2 separate regions of the Homo sapiens genome follow, and region 1 is linked to region 2. The links are chromatin loops, found by intact Hi-C in ENCODE. Cell type or tissue: A673. All regions are shown on one strand. Links, peaks and the distances in the headings refer to the core of each region. The heading gives the core; the rest is flanking DNA.

Region 1 (8,814 bases), core at 2,313-7,312, 590 kb after region 2:
TATTTTGAAGGTAGAGCCCAAGGAGGTTTCAGATGGGCCAGATGTGGGTGGTGAGACACACAGTGGGGTCCAGGGTGACTCCCCAAGGATTTTGGCCTTGCAGGATGGAACTGCCCTCGACCGAGGAGGGGGCATGGCAAGAGCAGCCTGCGGGTGGGAGGGACGCCCGGGAGGGTCGGGGTCCCAAAGGCACCAAAAGGATGGTGCTGCTTCTGGGCACGTGTGTGTGCTGGGGGTGGGGCGTGTAATTTAAAAGCCTAATGCGAGTGTGTCCGTCAGAGAGAGGGGTGAGGCTGCGAGTGTAGACCCCATATTCTAGACATTTTGCTCCAGAGGGGCAGAAAACCAGGCAGGAGCTGGAGGGGTGCGAGAGTCCCGGGAGTGATGTTTGTGGGGCGTCCGGTAGGATGGGAGGATGGGTCGGGCAGGATTGGGGGTGCACGAGGGAGGCTGCCCTCGAGTAAAGCCGGGAATTTGCCGCCCAGGTTGGGGAGGGGTCTGGCGTGAGCCGGCGCCGGCCGCGCGATACGAGAGGCCGACCACCCCCTTCCCCGGGCGGGCAGCAGGCGAAGCCCCAGGGCTCAGCAGGTGTGTAGGAGTGGCCTGCCCGGCCCCATCCCAGCCCCGCCGGCCTCCAGGCTCTGGGGAGCGCTGGAGTCCACAGTGGTTTTTTCCTGGGGAGGGCCTCAAAGCTCTCACCGCCCCCTCTTCCCTATTCCCACTAGGGGAGCTGGCATACAGTAGGCGCTCAATACAGGAGCACAGGAGCCTGGGAGGCGGCCGGGGGACCCTCCGTGGAGGAGCCTGTCCCGCGCCGGCGAGCAGCCCCGGGGGCGCAGGCTCCCCCATCCCCTGCGGCACCGGAAGGGGCGGGCGGTGGACGCCCCCGGGCGCCCTGTCACTGTGCCTCGGTTGCCAGGCAACGGGGCGGGCGGGAAGCTGGGCGGGGGGCGCAGCTGCGCCAGGCGTGGGTGACACCCGGCGGGCGCAGCGCGCGCTGCTGCAGGCAGCCCCCTCCGCGGGGCTTAGGGCTAGGGGCAGGGCATTTTGTGTCTCAGCCAGAGGGGCCTGGCCAAGACCCCCTTCACTAGCCCGCTGCCTCGGTTTCCCCACGAGGTGGATGAACTTGGGACCACACTGGTGGGTGGGACAGAGGGATTCAGAGCGTGCCCACAGGTGGGGACTGCCACGGGAGAGACCACACACACGCTGGAGTAGGGTTTAAAAAGGGGCTTGTTTAATTAATTAAATACAAGGATGAGGCCAGGCAGGGCGGGGGAGGGGCGCCACCCACGGAAAGCACACGCCTCTCGGAGCCGCCTCCCCTGCAAACGGCTGGAACCAGGTCCCAGTGATCAGCGACTCCTGGGAGAGTGGAGGGGTGGGCGCAGGTCTCTCCAAGCCCCTGGACACTGGAGAGGGGCCCAGTTATAGAGTTCTGGAACCCACAGCCCTACCTACCCCTGCTCCAGACAGGCCCCTGCCAGGGCTGGGGCCAACCAAGACTCACAAAGGAAAACGGGGCCCCAGTCCCCCACCCACCCCCACAGACTAAGGCATCTCACTAGCGCTGCCAGAAGAGGGTTTGAGGCTAGGGACAGAGAACACAGAGAGCCGAGGGCTGGATGGGGCAGGACCCTCCGAGCCCAGCTCCAGAAGGGCGTCCCCTGCCTCCCTCCCCCCAGGATCCCAGGCACCCATCCCTGGATCCTGCCAGGCCGGGGCTGGGTCCAGGTGCACACCAGTGCCATCCAAAGCCCCCCTGTCCCCAAGCGAGAGGCAGGACGGTTCTGGAACAAAAGGGGGTACCAAAAACCTCCTGCAGCCAACAGTGGGGGGATCCACCTTTCTGGGTCTGACATGGAACCGGGGACCCTTCTCATTCCAGGCTGGGGGTCCTCAATACCCCCCCCAAGAGGAAATGCAACCCAGGCCACAGCAGGACGACCGCTGACAAGGACACAAAGGTGGCCCCCGAGGAACAAGTCCCCACCCCACCCAAGTTCAGCTCAGAGACCCCCCACACACACTCACACCCCCTGAGGATGCCGGACCACCCATGGGGGCCCAGAAAAAAAGGAATCCGTGCCTGAAAAAATATTCTACCCGGTGCAAAAAAAACGAGCTACCCCAGGAGGCTGCACAGCCAGCCCTCTGCTTCCAGTCCACGAGGCAAGACCTCAACCACGGGCCAGGACCCACCTCTTCCAAGCACCCAGGAGAAGGAGGGGAGGCCAGGGAAGCAGGGCCGGGCCAGGCTGCAGCCCAGGCCCGGAAGAGCCTGCAACCCCGGCGGGCATGGGCTCCACGGCCCCACCTGCAGGCCAGGGAGGGCAGCGCAGCCCAACAGCCGCAGTCGTCGTTAAGGGAGAGTTGATTGTCACGTGATACCGCAACGGCCAAAGTCAGCAAGGCAGGGACTGGAGGCCCAAGCCCGGTGCCAGCCTCCCCTGCAGCCTCTCTCACCCACCCACCCAGAGAGGGCGAGCTAGGGCCCCCACACCCGAGGACAGAGGAAAATAAATAAGCCAGGATTCCCTCCCGACCCCACTGAGTCAAATGTTCTTTGGAAGAACCCAGAGGTCCCCTCCCTCCCCATCCCAGGTCTCAGAAGCAACACCTGGAGCCCCTCCGGGCATCCTAACGCTGCCCCACTCCTGGCTCTACCCCCGAGGTCTGGGGGGCCAGGCAGCCCCTACCGTGGGCAGAACTTGTGGACACCTGAGATTGAGTACCCGAATGGGGGGTGGCTGGGCTGCACCCCCATTTCCCTGAACTACTCCCATGGCTTTCGGTGGGGTGGGGGTGGGGTGGGGAGAGGCAGGGGCCGTGTCAACCCCCGACTCCTCTATGGCTGTCTGAACACTTCATCCCAATCTGCAGGGATGGGGCAGGGGGTGCTTTCCCCGGGCCGGCTCCCAGAAGTCCACTCCACCCCCCCAAACCCCACCCCGGGAGGGGGGCAGCAGGGGGTGGTGGAGAGGAGAGGGGAGGACCTCCTAGCTGCCCTGGGGGGGCCCCGTTGCACAGATGGGAAGAAAGTTAGTATCATGGCTATTTACAGACACAAGCCCCCGTCACCCATCCTGAGAGCCACCTCTGAGGTCAGGCAGACCCAGGTCCAGTCTCAGGCCCCCTCCTCACTCTCTGGAGGGGGGCAGGGGTGTCTTCAGGGTTTGCCCACGGCTGGAAGGGGCCCAGGCTCCCCGTGGGTCCTCACTACACCCCTGGATGGCAGAAGCATCCTGGCGGTCAGGGTGGGCTGCACGAGGGCCCTACAGGCCTGCGGGGGCTGGGCTGGGCGCGGGGCTGGGCGCAGGGCTCCCGGCCAGGCTGCAGGGCAGCGAGTCGCTGGGGGAGGTACTGCGGGCACCAGGGCGCCGGAGCAGGTCCGGGTGGAAGCCGGGGTGGCGGCGGGCGTGCTTGGCCAGGTGGTCACTGCGGGTGAAGCGCTTGGAGCACAGAGGGCAGGAGAAGCGCTTCTCGCCCGTGTGCGTCCGGTGGTGGCGGGCCAGCTCGTCGGAGCGGGCGAACTTCTTGTCGCAGCCCTGCCAGTCACAAGCAAAAGGGCGTTCCCCTGGACGGAGAGACAGAGACAGACAGCGGGTCAGCGGGGGCGGGGGGAGATGACAGACACGTTCCAGCAGATCCCAAAGGGTGGCGGGCATTTGTCCCGTGCCGTTTTAGAGGCTGAGCTCTGGTGTGAGTTCAAAACATGGAGAAGCACAAAGAATACAACCCTTACCCGCCCCCCGGTGGCCCAACACGAGACCCTAATAAATAATCCTCTTATTTCCTACCAGCTCTTAGAAAGGACTCTCCGGCGAGCCCAGAATCTGTTAACCGTAAGTAACCGCCGCAGACCCCCAAGGCTGAAGCTCCCCAGGCCCTCGCAGCCTCTGGCCCCAGGCGGGACCCTGGCAGGGATTAGCAAAGGCCTCCCAGTGTCTGTCCCAGGCACAGGCACGCTCAGAAGGCATGCTCGGCCTTCAGGCTGTCCCTGCCCCCCACCCAGGGGCATGCAGGGGCCTCCATCTGTGCATGATCCCCTCCTTTTCCAAATGACCACCTGGGATGCAAAGGCTGGGTTAAGGGGGTACAATCATGGCAACCTCCCTAACCCTCCTGGCCCCTCCACGAGCAAGGGGGCATGGGAGGAACCCGCAGGCACAGTCAGTCTGGGCCCCGATCTCGGGGTGTGGTTAGATGGAAGACAGGCAGGAAAGCTCACAGGGAGGGGAGGGGGCGGGGTCTCCCGGGAAGGGGCGGGGCCCGGCGGGCTGGACTCGCCCCACCCCCACGGGACAGATGGCGCTGGGCAGGGGCGGGCCACCACCCGGCCACTTCCTCCACAGTCCCCTCCCACCGCCAAGGCCGGGCCTCGCCCATCCTGCCCCTAACCAGCCGTCACCATCTGGGCCTGCCTGTGCGCCTCCAGGCGGTGTGGGTCTTTGCTCTAGAACTGTGCCACCCGACCCCTTCCTTTAGCCGGGGTCTCACGCCCACAGCATGTGGCATCGTGATGTCAGCGTCTCCCCAGCAGATAGGGGTCTCCAACGACTGGGGAGGGGCAGGTCAGTCCACCTCCACCCAGGGACCGAAGCAGGACAAAGGGCCCTGCATCCCCGAAGCTCCCACCCTTTCGGGCCCTGCACCAGGTACCCTGGACCCTGGCATTCCGGGACGTTATTCCCGTGACACCCCAGGGTGGGTTGTGTGGATGGAGACCGGATGTGCATGCCCCTCGTGGCACTGGTTGGAGCCCTGAGTAGCAAAAGAGACGTCAGAACCAACTCCCCTGAGTGGCCCCAAAGCCTATTCTCAAGGAAGCCACAGCAGGGCCAGGAGGGTAGTCACCCGGTGGGTTACAAACTGGGCAGCCCACGCCCAGCACTGGAGGTTGCTCTGGCCCTGGGAGCACTCCCACCGGTCCATGAAGAACTGCAGCCAGCCAGGGGCCTAGAAGGACCCACAGCAGGGACCATGGTGAGGGGTACAGAGACGGCGGGAGGGGCACGGCCATGCTCAGGGTGACCGAGTGACATCTCTGCTCTAAGATCAGGGGCTGCCCTGGGGAGCCCAGCTGAGGAGGGGCACGGGAGGGTGGAGGGGTCTGCCCACTGAGGGGCACCAGCGATCACCCGTGACCCAAGAAGAGCTGGAAGAAAAAACCTTCCCTTCTCATCTCATCCTTCCTCCCTGCCACACCCCGACACCCTCAGCAAAACAAGACTGCAGACAGAGACCAGCAGCCCCCCTCCCCAAGAGGTTGTGAATCCAGGCAGCTGGAGAGGGGGAGAGACCAGCTGTCACCAAGACCAACAGTAGCCTCAAATCCCTGGGGCTGCCTGCTCCACACCCCAAGTCTCCCCCAAGCAACCCAGGATGCAGCTGGGGTCGCGGGTCCGCCCCAGCTGGGGGCCGTCTACAACCCAAGCAAGAGGCGCAGAGCAGCCCTGGAAGGGACCCCACTCCCATCTCAACCACTGGGCCCTGACAGCTCCCAAGGGCCTCAGTCTGGGGACGGGGTCTGGCTGTGGGAGCGCGGCTGGAGCAGACCACGGGATTGGGGCTCGCGCCCCTCCAGGGAACATGCCGCCGTGTCGCCATCTTGCAAGGCACAGGCGGGGAGGCGGCAGGAGGGAAGGGGGAACATCCCACGGCTGGGTGCCGGACAGTCAGTTGGTTCACTTCCCCTTTCAGGGCGGCGGGGCTGGTCTCCACTCCCTCTCCCCCAGTTCCACTTTGCAAGGAGGAGCAGGTTGCCGGGGTGGGGGGGGCGACCGGGGCAGGGGCGCGCAGCCGCTGGGAACACAGCTGCCGCACGTAGCTCGGCGGCGGCGGCGGGGACATCCGCAGCCCCAGCCGGCCCCGCTCACGTGGTCCCACTCCCGCCGGGGCCAGGGGGCCCGGGCCAGGGTCGCCTCTCCGGCCTGGGTGCCTGCCAGCCCCGCCCCGCGCTTGGAGACTGAGGCGCGCACATGCGCACGTGGGTGGCGGGGCAGGGGGTGCACGGGCTACCCACCCACGCTGCGCTGGGCGAAGCGCCTCTGCGAAATGCCAGGCCCTGCCTCGCACACAATCCACTCGCAGGGAGGAGGGTGGGGTGAACTTGTGGGGGCCCAGAGCGCGCTGCTCCTAGCCAGCCGGGCCCCCAGGTGCACAGCCACCCAGCTGCTCCGCGCTACCTGGCCGAGACGCAGCGCCCTGAGGATGCGGTGGGTGGGGACAACGCGGGAGGGCAGTGTGGGCGGGGCCGCGGTGGACTTGACCCTCTGACTCAGGCTGGGCCCGGGTGAGCTCAGGACAGCCTCGGAAACAGGCAGGCTCAGAAAAATGGAGTCCAGGAAGTCCTGGAAACCTGGCCCGGCCCCGTCTGAGCCGGCACAGGAGGGGCCTGGAGACAGGACTGCGGGACTGTGCCAAGGGCCCTGGTTCCGACAGGGAAGCCTCACCTCCTGAGCTTGTCTGGGGGGCCTTGGGGTGGGGAGGGGGGCTGTGGCCGGCTGCCTGCCGGGGCACTCACGTCCACCTAACAGGTGGGGTCGGGTCTGTAGGGGAGGGCACAGGTGGGGAAGACCAGCCCCAGCCGCAAAGCAAGCATCCCAGGAGAGCCAGGAAAGGCTGGGGCTGGGGAGGCCTCTTACCCACCCAGGGAAGGGAGGAGCTCCTGAAGGTGATCCTTGAGCAGGTTCTATAGAACCTATAGGCAGCTGCTTCTGGGAGCCGCTGCAGAAAAGGGGGAACACTGGTGGTGAGGCCCTGCCAGCCTGGGGGTGGGGTCTCGAATACTACTGGGCCATAGCAACCCCCACACCCACTCTGCCCCTAGCTCCCCTGACTTCCCAAAGCCAAAGCTTCCTTCCTCCCCCATCCCCACTCCTCCAGTAGACTTCCCCTTTCCAAACCCCCTGCTGTTCCCGCCAAACACGCAGGCAGGCATACCCACCCTTGTGTCAATCCCGTACCTCCCCACGTGCCACCTGCCAGCCAAATCCCATCACCTTCGGGATCCGTCCAGGCCCCACCCTGCCCCTCCCAGCTCACTCCTGGACTAGTGCAGTAGTCCAGCAGCTCCCGCCTGGGCACCCAGACTGCGCTTGGCTTTCCTGAGTTCCGCCCTGGCCTAGGGTCAAAACTGATGGCTGATCCTGCCCGGAGCTTCTCTGAGCAGCAGTGCCCCTCACAGTGGCCTGGTGCCCCCCAAGCACCCTTGGTCAGCTTCTCTGTCTTTGTACCAGGCTTCCAAAAACGCATGCATCTTGTGGGTGTAATATCTGCACCCCTGCACTCCAGTGGGAGCAGAAGGCAGGCACTTCATTGACGGCTGGGTCCCCGGCAATGCCCAGCACAGGCCTGGTATACAGCAGGTGCTTAATGCATATCTGTGGAAAAGGAGAATGCAGGCCTAGGGGATCAAGCTCTGGTTCCAACAAGAGCAAGGGCAGATAATGTTTGCTCAGCATCTTGAATACTCCTGTCCTCCCCACCCCGCCGCCAAACTATCACTACTCCCTTCTACATAAAAGGAGGCCCACCTGAGGCCCAACCCAGGCCAGGACCTCCTGCACCAGACTCTGGGTACCTGGGGGTCGGCAGGGGACAACCCCCTCAAGGACCCTGGTGCCTGTGTAACCTCTGTTCCAGAAATGGTCTAAGCCAGGGTGGTGCCCCCCGCCCCCACAGCTCACCCTGCTGGTATCATGTGCCTCCTCCCCACCGATCTGGGCTGCTTTTATCAGAGAGCCTGGGTGGGGGTGGTTATCGCCCCCCACAACCCTGGGGGAGCCCTCCCCATCCCACTAGCTGGGGCACCTGCAGGCAGTTCCAGCTGCTCTCTGCACTCTGCAGGCTGGAGAGGCGGTGGGTGGGGGAGGGCAGTCCCTGGCCCCCTACCCCCCACCCCCTATGGCCTGGCACTGCCCCACTCCGACCCTCCCCAGATAAGCTGCCAGTTCTCCCAAGCTCTGCCCACCAGCACTGCCATCCCAACCCTACAGGAGCGCATAGTTCTGCCTGGGGGTGGAGGAGAGAATGAAGTGGGGCATGGCTGCTTCCCCCTCTGGGCCTCAGTTTCCCCACCCACCTGTCCTCCTGGGGCCCTCTTCAGCAAGGGATCAGAAACCTGGCAGGCACTCAGACACTCCTCTGCACACCTCGTCCTGAGGAGTCTCCCTCCAACCCAGTGCGTAGACCAGCACGCCTCGATCCCTCCCACATCTCGTCCTGCCCTCCTCAACCCCTCTCTGATCCTAATCCCTTCTCCATAAATGGATTTGCCTCTGCAAAGCCCAGCCTGCCTCACTGCCGCCCCCAGCGTCCCCACCCTCGGGATTAAGTGCAGGGATTCACCTTGCCGAGGTGCCCCCTCCCCACCTCAAGTCCCTACCTCCACAGCAGACCCCAGAGCCAGCACGCCCTTCCTCTCCCATTCCCTGCCCCACCCAGCCCAGTGGGCCTCAGGCTGCCTCCTCCAGGAAGCGCTTTCCGTCATCACTAGCATCCCTGTTGCCACCCCCCACCCCGCCCCCCGCCACCACGGACACAGTTCCCTAAGTCCTGGGGCGCGGGGACTGGGATGCTGGGTGCTGGCCTGCGGCAGGGGACTTCAGAGTGGGATACAACTGGGGGTGACCCTGCAGCCCCCTGGGGGGCACCTGACAAGGTCTGGGGACATTTGTGATTGTCACGACTGGGGAGGGGGTGCTCCTGCCATGGAGTGCGTAGAGGCTGGGGACACTGCATAACCCCCTGCAGTGCCCAGGACAGCCCCTCCCCAGAAAACGATCAGGCCCCAAATGTCTCGGTAAGTGC
Region 2 (8,814 bases), core at 1,553-6,552:
CACCCACTCACCCCTCTGTGCACCAGTGATCCTCCGCTGCCCAGCCAAGCTTGACTCCAGCCTGCTGGAGTCTGGGTGGGGGATGGAGAGGGGTTCCCAGGCGAGCCCCAACCTATGCCTTCCAAAAGTCTTTCTGTGCATGTTGGAAATACAAATGAAACAGGAGAGTTAGCATACGGGACAATTATTATTTTTGTTTGTTTTTGTTTTGAGACGGAGTCTCGCTCTGTCGCCCTGGCTGGAGTGCATTGGCGCGATCTCGGCTCACCGCAACCTCTGCCTCCCGGGTTCAAGTGATTCTCCTGCCTCAGCCTCTGGAGTAGCTGGGATTACAGGCGCCCGCCACCACGCCCGGCTAATTTTTGTATTTTTTTAGTAGAGACGGGCTTTCCCCATGTTGGCCAGGCAGGTCTCGAACTCCTGATCTCAAGTGATCTGCCTGTCTCGGCCTCCTAAAGTGCTGGGATTACAGGCGTGAGCTACAGCATCCAGCCCAATTTTATTTATTTTTAGTAGAGAAGGGATTTCACCATGTTGGTCAGGCTGGTCTCAAACTCCTGCCCTCAAATGATCCACCCGCATTGGCCTCCCAAATTGCTGGGATTACAGGTGTGAGCCACCACACCTGGCCCCAGTTATTAGTATTTTCGAGACGGGGTCTCACTCTCTTTCCAGGCTGGAACGCAGTGGCTCCATCACAGCTCACTGCAGCCTCGCTGGAACTCCTGGGCTCAAGCGATCCTCCTGCCTCAGCCTCCTGAGTAGCTGGGACTACAGGTGAGCACCACCATGCCCAGCTAATTTTGCTTTTTTTTTTTTTTTGTAGAGACAGGGTCTAGCTATGTTGCCCCGGCTGGTATCAAACTCCTGGACTCAAACGAAAGTGCTGGGATTCCAGGCATGAGCCAGCGCTCCCGGCCTGCATACGGGATGATTCCATGTGGACTGCCACATCAAGGAAGCAAACAACAAGGAAAGCCTGGCGCTGCGTGGAGCTGTCTTTTGCTGCTAACTGCCCTTGACCGACTTCCTACCAGGTCTTCCCTGTGCGCCTCTAACCCCAGGAGGTGCTGCTGGCATGCCCACCTCTCAGATGAAGCAGTGCGGTCCAGAGAGCGTCTTGGGCACCGCCTGCCTCACAGCTGGGCCCCTGACCCTCCAGGGACTGTGGCTGAGCAGCCATGGCTGCCTGGACGGGTGTCCCCTGGCCCGTCTGTCCGTCTGGATGTGGGAACCCTCCAGGCACGCTGGGGCGGGCAGGTGCCAGGTGCCTCTCCAGCAAGATGCAACATAGGTGTCTTCACTTGCACTCCGTAGGTCCTGAGCCCCTGCAGCTGCCTGGGAGAGTGGGGAAATACTCTCCACTTGTCCCACTCCACTGTTGCCATGGAGATACCTCCCACCCTAGGCAGGGCCACCCTGAGCCTGGTTGGCTTTGCAGGAAATCCCCACTCTTTGACCTCTCTGTTAGGCACAGGACGTGTAGTCCCATGAGAGGGAACTGGGCCCAGGTGGAGATCCATCCGCCTACCCCAGAGCGCGCATCTGTTGCTAAGCAACATCTGAGGCTGCATGGAGGTGGGGGCTCCGGAGCCCCCAGACCTTTTCCCAGTTTCAGAAACTAGGTGGCTGCATCCCCAGCGTCCACGCAGGCGAGCCTAAGCCTCGGTCAGCTTTAGGGTGTCCGTGGGCCATGCAGGGTCTTGGGCCTTTCACAGACACCTGATCTGCACGTCACAGACACGCATGGGTGCACGTCACTACACGTCCGCCACATGTGCTTGGCTGGTCTGCGCCCCAGCAGAAGGGGTCACCTATGTCTCTGCAGTATCCTGTGTACTGAAAGAGCAAACAGGTGTGTGACCCCAGGGCAGGTCGGGGTCCGTCCTGTCCCCAGCCTGTCTACTGCGTGTGCCTGTGGCAGGCAGGGTCTCCGGATGCCGAGTGCATGGTGTATGACTTTGTGTCCAGTGGGTACGAAGCAGGGGTGTGGGTGTGCACCTGTGTGTGGCCTGTGGCGGGGTGTGTGTGCCGGGGATGTCCCTCTGTGGCCCAGGCCTGGCCTTTGGGCTGCTGGGATGGCCTGGCCGGGGCAGGAGTAGACAGGGCCTCCCAGCCTCCACATTCCTGAGCTGTGACTCAGGCCTGTGGGGAGGGGGTGAGTCACAGGGAAGGGAAGCCGACCCACCCTGCGAACGCATCCGAGGAACAGGAGGGAAACTGAGGCTGGGGAGCAGCTCAGTCCGGCTTTCCTGTGTAGCAGCCCCTGAATCTCAGGCCCGGGGGTGGGGCGGGGTGGCGGGGGGGGGCGCGCGGGGCCTCCCAGGGGACCTGAGATCCCAGCCCTGGACTCAGCTGGGAGCTGGGGGAAGAGGCAGGTTTAACCCTTCCTCTTCTGGGCTTCTGGAACTCTGGGCTGCCCTGGGAGGCGCGGCTCCCGCTGACACAGCACGCGTGCCCACCCCAGGGACATGAGTCACAGCACCAGGCATGGACACATATGCTCTGTGGGTCCCGGCACACCCGAGTCACGCACACCCAGCCCTGTCCCCGGCTGCCCCCACATCCACATCCGGATAAGCGCACACTTTGGAGTCCAAGCGCCCACCTCCTTGGGTTGCACACACAGCGCCACGCAGACGGGTTCCTGTGTCTTTGCACACACGCGGGTGCCGGGGGCTCTGTGCACACACCTCCAAGACTGCGTGCACGCCCCTATATGCCCTGCGCACCGACGCAGGCCGGCCTGGGGTCCCTGCACTCACCACGCCGTGTGCACTCGCACATAGCTACACATTCGTGTCCACACAAGCTTGTGTCTCTGTACTCTGCCCACGGGCACACATGTGCGCCACACCTGGCAACCCGCACGCCCGGTCTCTGCATCCCCCACCCTGGCTCTGGGCCCCGCGTAGTGGGGCCAGCTGGGTCGGCTGCAGCCTCTGCCAGGACGGTCCTATTTCTGCGCCCCCGCGGGGCGGCCGCCAGGTGCACGGTCCCGGCCCCCGCCTGGCTAGGAGGAGGCGGTAATTATGCGGCCCCGGGGTCCCCCCCACGCGCCTTTCATCCTCGGCCACGCCCGTCGCAGGCCTAGACGCTCTCTACCGCCTCCCGCCCGGTCATTAGTCGGGGTCGGGGGAGGACCTGGCGTCCGGCGGGCGGGGCCCCGTGGGGAGGGCGGAGTGGGCGGTGCGGGAGCGAGGGAGCTCCGCCCTCGTCTCCATGGCGACGCCCCGCAGGGGAGGAGGCCCGGGAGGAGTATCAGGGTGCAGGAGGTGCGCGCCCCTTCCGAGACGGCAGGCTGGAAAGGGGGCGGATTTGTGAATGGGCCCACGGGGCCCAAGACAGACGCGCGGGGAGCAGGTTCGGGGACTCTGACTGATCCCCGCGCCTCGCCGGGCAGGGGCGAGCCCCGCGCGTCGGGCCCGGAATAGCAGTCTCGCCCCCGCCCGGCGCGGCTATTTTGAGCTCCTCCGTTGGGGCCGAGGCGCGGGGGCGGCGGGAGGCTGGGGGTCGACACGCAGGCTGCGTCCTCGCCCCGCGAGATTGGACCCCTCGAGGACTGTGCGCTGTGGCCGCGCAGGGCTGGGCGGCGGGGCCCCCTCTCCCACGCGAGGCGTCTGCGTGGAGCGGCGGCACCGGGAGCCCGGCCGCTCGAGCCAAACGCCGCGGACGGAGCGAGGCCGCAGCGCCCCCTGGTGTCCGCAACGGGCAGCGCGTCCCGGTCGGGTCCCGCATGGTCAGTGGCCAGCAGGGGTGGATGAAGGGGTCCCAGCCGCCTGAGACCCCCGGTGGGGACACAGGATCGCGGTGAGATACCTGGGAGTCACGGGTGCTCGCAGACGCAGCTGACCCCAGAGGCACAGGTACCGACACAGGTCCACACCTGGAAGCCGGTGCACAGTGCTCGGCACAGATGCAAAGCGGCAGGTGTGCGCAGGTGCGTGTCAACGCCACCCTGGGAACCCAGGATGGCTGCGGACACTCACGGAGCCCGCACCCAGGAACCCGCTCGTAGTAAGCGCTTAATAACTAGGCACTGGCTGAATGAATGAATGAATGAATGAACACGGCGCTTCGCAAAACCAGGAAAAGGCAGAGGCTCACAGAACCAGGGAACGATGGGCTGGGGGGAGCGGCAAGAATTACGCAATTATGCAGGGGCCGCTGTGACTACCAGGCACCCCCTCCAACTCCCCCCCTACAAGGGCTGCTCTGGGTCAGAGAACGTCCACCGCGCTGACTGCTGGGGCTGGGGGCTGGGGGCGCAGATCAGAAAGAATGGGCCTGAATTGCTCCCAGGCTGGGCATGTGGCGCCCGCGTCTGGGGCTCCAGTGGGTGGGTGGCCCCTCCCGCATGGACGGCGGGCGCAGGGGAGCTCGGTGCTGATGTCTCTCTCCTTTAATAACCACCCTGCGTGAGTGGCTGACGCAGCAGCCGGCTGCCGCTGACGGGGAGTGGGGCGGCTGTAGTGGGGGGGCCCGAGGTGCAGAGGGGGTGGTGATGAATCACACAGCTGCTGCCTGGGGGAGGGGGTCTTGAGCCCATGAGGGGTCCCAGAGACCTTGTCACTGGAGACAGCGCCCCTGGCTACCCCCACCTCGATCCACTTGAGGGTGGAAGTGAGTCTGAGGTCAGGAGTGGGGCCGGGATTTCCCTGGGATGAGCAGCAAAGCGGGGGTCTCTGTACGCCAACTTCCCCCAGCTTGTCAGCAGAGGGTCATCCCTCCGAAGACTTTCTGGGGCAGAGAGGCAGGGGTCCGCGCTGGCTTCTTCCACCAGGGCTGGGGGAGGCGGCGGCATGAGATGACTCCTGGGCGAGGAGCAAGTGGTGGCCATAGAGGGCCCCCCAGAGGCTTTGGGGCCGCCGAAGAGTAGTGAGTGAGGGTCCTTGTAAAGCTGGTTCTCCAGATGGCGGCGGCTTTAAGACTCCCCTCCGCCAACCAGGCTCAGTAGGGGAGGCCTGTGGAAGGAGAGAAAAGGCCTGGGTGGAGGAGCAGAGTGGGCCTGGCCCCGCGTGGGGAGCGAGTGCGCCGTTGCTGTGCAGCACGGTGGGAGGGGAGGCCGAGGGCCGGGCGGAGTGCTGGGGTGCAGTGGGGACTCGGGGTGTCCGCCTGCACCCGACAGCAGGGACGCACAACACTATCCGGCCAGGCGAGTGTGGGGGTGTGGGCCACGCACCCAGCCGTGATAATCGCGGTTCCAGTGGGAGTTAGGCTTGGGTGCGGGTTGGAGTTTGTAGGCAAACTGGGTTGCGTAAAGTTGGGGTGCACCAAAGTGTGGCGATGTAGGAAGAATTGGGATTGCGAATATTGGGGTTCGCATGAATGGGGTTGTCTCTGTTGGGGTTTTGGTGGGCATGGGGTTGATGGCAGGAATGGAGTGCTGGGGTGCTGGGAAAACTGGGACGTCGGTTGTATTGGCAAGAATATCACGACAGGTGTCGGGGTTCAGATGAAGTTGGGATGTCTGACAGCCGGGTCTTGGTTGGGTAGGGGATCTGGGCTAGGTTGTTATGTCGGGACTGCTGGAGCACAGGCAAAGTCGGGGTCCCAGTGACACCCAGAAGTCCCCATGAGGCCTGAGGCCTGGGAATCGGGGCTAGAGGCCCATTTGTTCCCCGCCGCAGGCCAGGGAGCAGGCACGCGTAACTGGGTCAGCCCCGCCCCGCCCCGCCGCGCGCTGGTCACGCCCCCTCGAGCGCGGGTGGAGGACTGCGGACTGCAAACGTCTCGGCCAATAGTCGAGCCCGACACCAGTCCGCGGGAGGGGGCGGAACCGAGATAGACTCGGCCCCCAGCTCATGAATATAAGACGCAGGCGCGCCCTCTGATTGGCCCAGGATGTGTAGGGGGCGGGGCCCGGCGGAAGCGTATATAAGGCCGGGCTCGGGGACGCCCCCCCCTCACTCGCGCGTTAGGAGGCTCGGGTCGTTGTGGTGCGCTGTCTTCCCGCTTGCGTCAGGGACCTGCCCGACTCAGTGGTGAGGGCCCTGGCTGCACCGGCTCCGAGGAGCTCGGGGCGGCGGGCGGCCTGCGGCGGCCAGGCGAGGCGGGGCCGCAGCGGCACGCCCCTGGGAGGGGGCGGGCCCGGGGTGGAGTCCGCCCCGCCGGCGGCGAGGGACAGCGGGAGATTGGGCCGAGTAGCGGCCAGAGGGCCTCTCCCCGCCGGTCCGGGCCGCCGGCGACCCGGTTGCCGCCGCAAAATGGCGGCCGCGAGCTCGAGGCTGTGCCCAGCGAAATGGCGGGAGCGCCGAGTTCCCGGATGGAGTGGCGCAGGGTGCGCGCGGGGCGCATGCGCACGCGGCGGGGGCGGGGCCACGTGGCGCCCCCGGTCTCCAGGGCCGCTTTCCCGGCCTTGGGGCTGGAGGTATCCACACACCAACGCTTTTGCTTACCGAGCCTTAGTTTCCTCCTTTTCCCATTGCGATTGCATGAGGGAAAGGACGGCCTCGTAAATCTTGGGTAGGCGTGGCCCGTTCTAGTGTGGTTCCTCGTCTGCCACGTCGTGCTTTGCGCCCAAAGTTTGGTCCAAGTTGGCACAGCTCCCAGTGCCAGACTTCCAAGTCTAGTTCTCAGAGCCACTGGGTGGCGGCCATTCCCAGCCAGTGAATGCTTTGTCTGTGTCAGCACTGACCGCCCCCTTAAATAGCCAGTTCTCCTAAATGCCACTTCCCCTGCCTGGAAATCCTGCCTTATCACTTCCGGGGCCATCCCTTCCCGATTCCCGGCCTAGGTCCTGGCTATGGAAGTCAGTACCTGCCCTGAGGTGCCCCCCAGGACGGGGCGGCCTCCCTGACAGCCAGCCCCCCCCCCAGTCTCAGGAGGCATTTTACAGTGAGCAGAAGCACGTTCTGGTCCAGCAACAAGTAGATGTCAGTTGGTTAGGGTAGGAGTTGGCACCCGTTCGGAAATAGGAGAACCTGAGAGTGCAGTCCTGCCCAGGGCACAACTGGAAGGCTGTGGGGGAAGGGAGACACCCATTGTGGAAATGGGTGCGGCCTGCCTTCAGTCTTGGGGGTGGATGGAGTAAATTATTTGAATTAAGAAGTCCTAGGTGGCTGGGTGCGGTGGCTCACACCTGTAATCCCAAAACTTTGGGTGGCCAAGGTGGGAGGATTGCTTGAGCCCAGGAGTTTCAGACCAGCCTGGGCAACAGAGCAAGACCCCATCTCTACTAAAACAAATTTAAAAAAATTATCCAGGCGTGGTGGTGTACACCTACAGTCCCAGTTTCTTGGGAGGCTGAGGTAGGAGGATTGCTTGAGCCCAGGAGGTGGAGGCTGCAGTGACCCCTGCACTCCAGTCTGGGTGACAGTTAGACACACTGCCCCCGACCCCAAAAAAATAAGTCCTAGGTATGAGTTTGAGATAATGAAAAATAAAAATCTGATTTTCTAATATTTCCCCTAAAAAACACATGTCATTTACATAAAATAGGAAGCGGGGAGAGGTGGTGAGAGATGACCCCTGTTGAGGATTTCATTGGTGTCTGCCACAGGCCGCCATGGCATCAGATGAAGGCAAACTTTTTGTTGGAGGGCTGAGTTTTGACACCAATGAGCAGTCGCTGGAGCAGGTCTTCTCAAAGTACGGACAGATCTCTGAAGGTGAGGCTGCTGCTGGGCCCGCGGCCCTGGGCGGGGGGGCTTGTGCTCCTCCTACCTGGAAGTACAGCTGGGTGCTGACTGCAGACCTCTCTCCCCTGCACAGTGGTGGTTGTGAAAGACAGGGAGACCCAGAGATCTCGGGGATTTGGGTTTGTCACCTTTGAGAACATTGACGACGCTAAGGATGCCATGATGGCCATGAATGGGAAGGTGAGGATCAGGGTGCTGAGCAGGAGTCCCGTCTCGAGGATGGGGCACCCACCTGCTAACCCGTCCCGCCCTCTGTCTCCAGTCTGTAGATGGACGGCAGATCCGAGTAGACCAGGCAGGCAAGTCGTCAGACAACCGATCCCGTGGGTACCGTGGTGGCTCTGCCGGGGGCCGGGGCTTCTTCCGTGGGGGCCGAGGACGGGGCCGTGGGTTCTCTAGAGGTGAGTGCCATGAGTGGGTCCCTTGGGGATGCTGTGAGGTACTGCTGGTGGGAGCTGGTACTCACTTTTTCCTGTATGTGCAGGAGGAGGGGACCGAGGCTATGGGGGGAACCGGTTCGAGTCCAGGAGTGGGGGCTACGGAGGCTCCAGAGACTACTATAGCAGGTGAGGGGGAGGCCGGCCCAAGCACAGGGGTGGTTGCGGGATGGCCAGCTTCCGTCCCGGGTCCCAGGTCCCTGGGGGAGCTGAGATGAGACTGGCTGGGCAAGGAGCAGAGGCAGGTGGGGACCCAGGCCAAGAGGAGAGGAGACTGCTCAGGACATTCGCAGAAGCGGGAGGGCCTGGGGGACAGGCTGGTGGAGATTTTGAACAATTTCCAAGATGCTGCCCTGCTGGGGTCCTTGTTGTGTCCCCAGAAGGGACGGCTGGCATGGGGGCTGGCGGCTCAGCCTGTTGTGGCAGAGCAGAAGTAGACGGGTACCTTCCGGTACTCAACGTTTGTCTGTCTTGCAGCCGGAGTCAGAGTGGTGGCTACAGTGACCGGAGCTCGGGCGGGTCCTACAGAGACAGTTATGACAGTTACGGTAAGTCACACTCCGAGGGCGCCACGCTGCTGTGGCCTGCGGTGGGAGCTCGGTTCACCTTGGTGCCCTCTCCAAGCACTTTAGGCTGGACACTCAGACCTTGTCACTGTGCTTGCCCAGAAGAGGCGCATCTGTCCTCTCAGAGCCATTTCTATCGCAGGACGCAAAAGCCAAATGAGACTGACCAAA

Evidence for each region. Hi-C counts contacts between places; a loop is a spot of excess contacts. Peaks named below come from ENCODE experiments on the same cell type or tissue, not always from the same donor. Only the 100,000 strongest peaks of a DNase experiment are listed, where the experiment ranks them.
Region 1: it touches region 2 in a loop (8-fold over the local background); 3 of 110 quality-filtered maps call a loop at or near these places.

Annotation. Positions count from the first base shown.
Region 1 is chr19:1,851,184-1,859,997 of GRCh38, forward strand. It overlaps KLF16 (KLF transcription factor 16), which reads right to left. Exons shown (of 2, transcript NM_031918.4): 2 at 1,216-3,577. The coding sequence ends at 3,276. Among named protein-coding and RNA genes, the nearest start is that of REXO1, 7.1 kb to the left of the region's middle. RefSeq lists enhancers at 2,758-3,314, 3,315-3,872, 3,873-4,428, 4,147-4,441, 4,658-4,847 and 1 more and silencers at 4,158-4,407, 5,738-6,127. In A673, for the core only: no CTCF peak of the experiment used is centred there; DNase peaks (open chromatin) are centred at 2,328 and 4,248; H3K4me3 peaks cover 1,258 bases; H3K27ac peaks cover 4,029 bases.
Region 2 is chr19:1,263,427-1,272,240 of GRCh38, forward strand. CIRBP (cold inducible RNA binding protein) reads left to right here and starts at 5,906. Exons shown (of 6, transcript NM_001300829.2): 1 at 5,906-5,984; 2 at 7,502-7,610; 3 at 7,714-7,820; 4 at 7,903-8,041; 5 at 8,125-8,206; 6 at 8,555-8,814. The coding sequence starts at 7,508. It overlaps CIRBP-AS1 (CIRBP antisense RNA 1), which reads right to left and starts at 6,834. Exons shown (of 2, transcript NR_027271.1): 1 at 6,399-6,834; 2 at 4,045-4,964. LOC105372236 (a long non-coding RNA gene) reads right to left here and starts at 3,115. Exons shown (of 3, transcript XR_936233.3): 1 at 1,087-3,115; 2 at 4-133. It also overlaps LOC107985303. RefSeq lists enhancers at 1-74, 115-164 and silencers at 2,893-3,782, 3,923-3,972, 5,583-5,792, 6,003-6,162, 6,213-6,522. In A673, for the core only: CTCF peaks have their summits at 3,729 (motif pointing left) and 3,931; DNase peaks (open chromatin) are centred at 2,145, 3,205, 5,785, 6,345 and 4 weaker places; H3K4me3 peaks cover 2,311 bases; H3K27ac peaks cover 4,362 bases.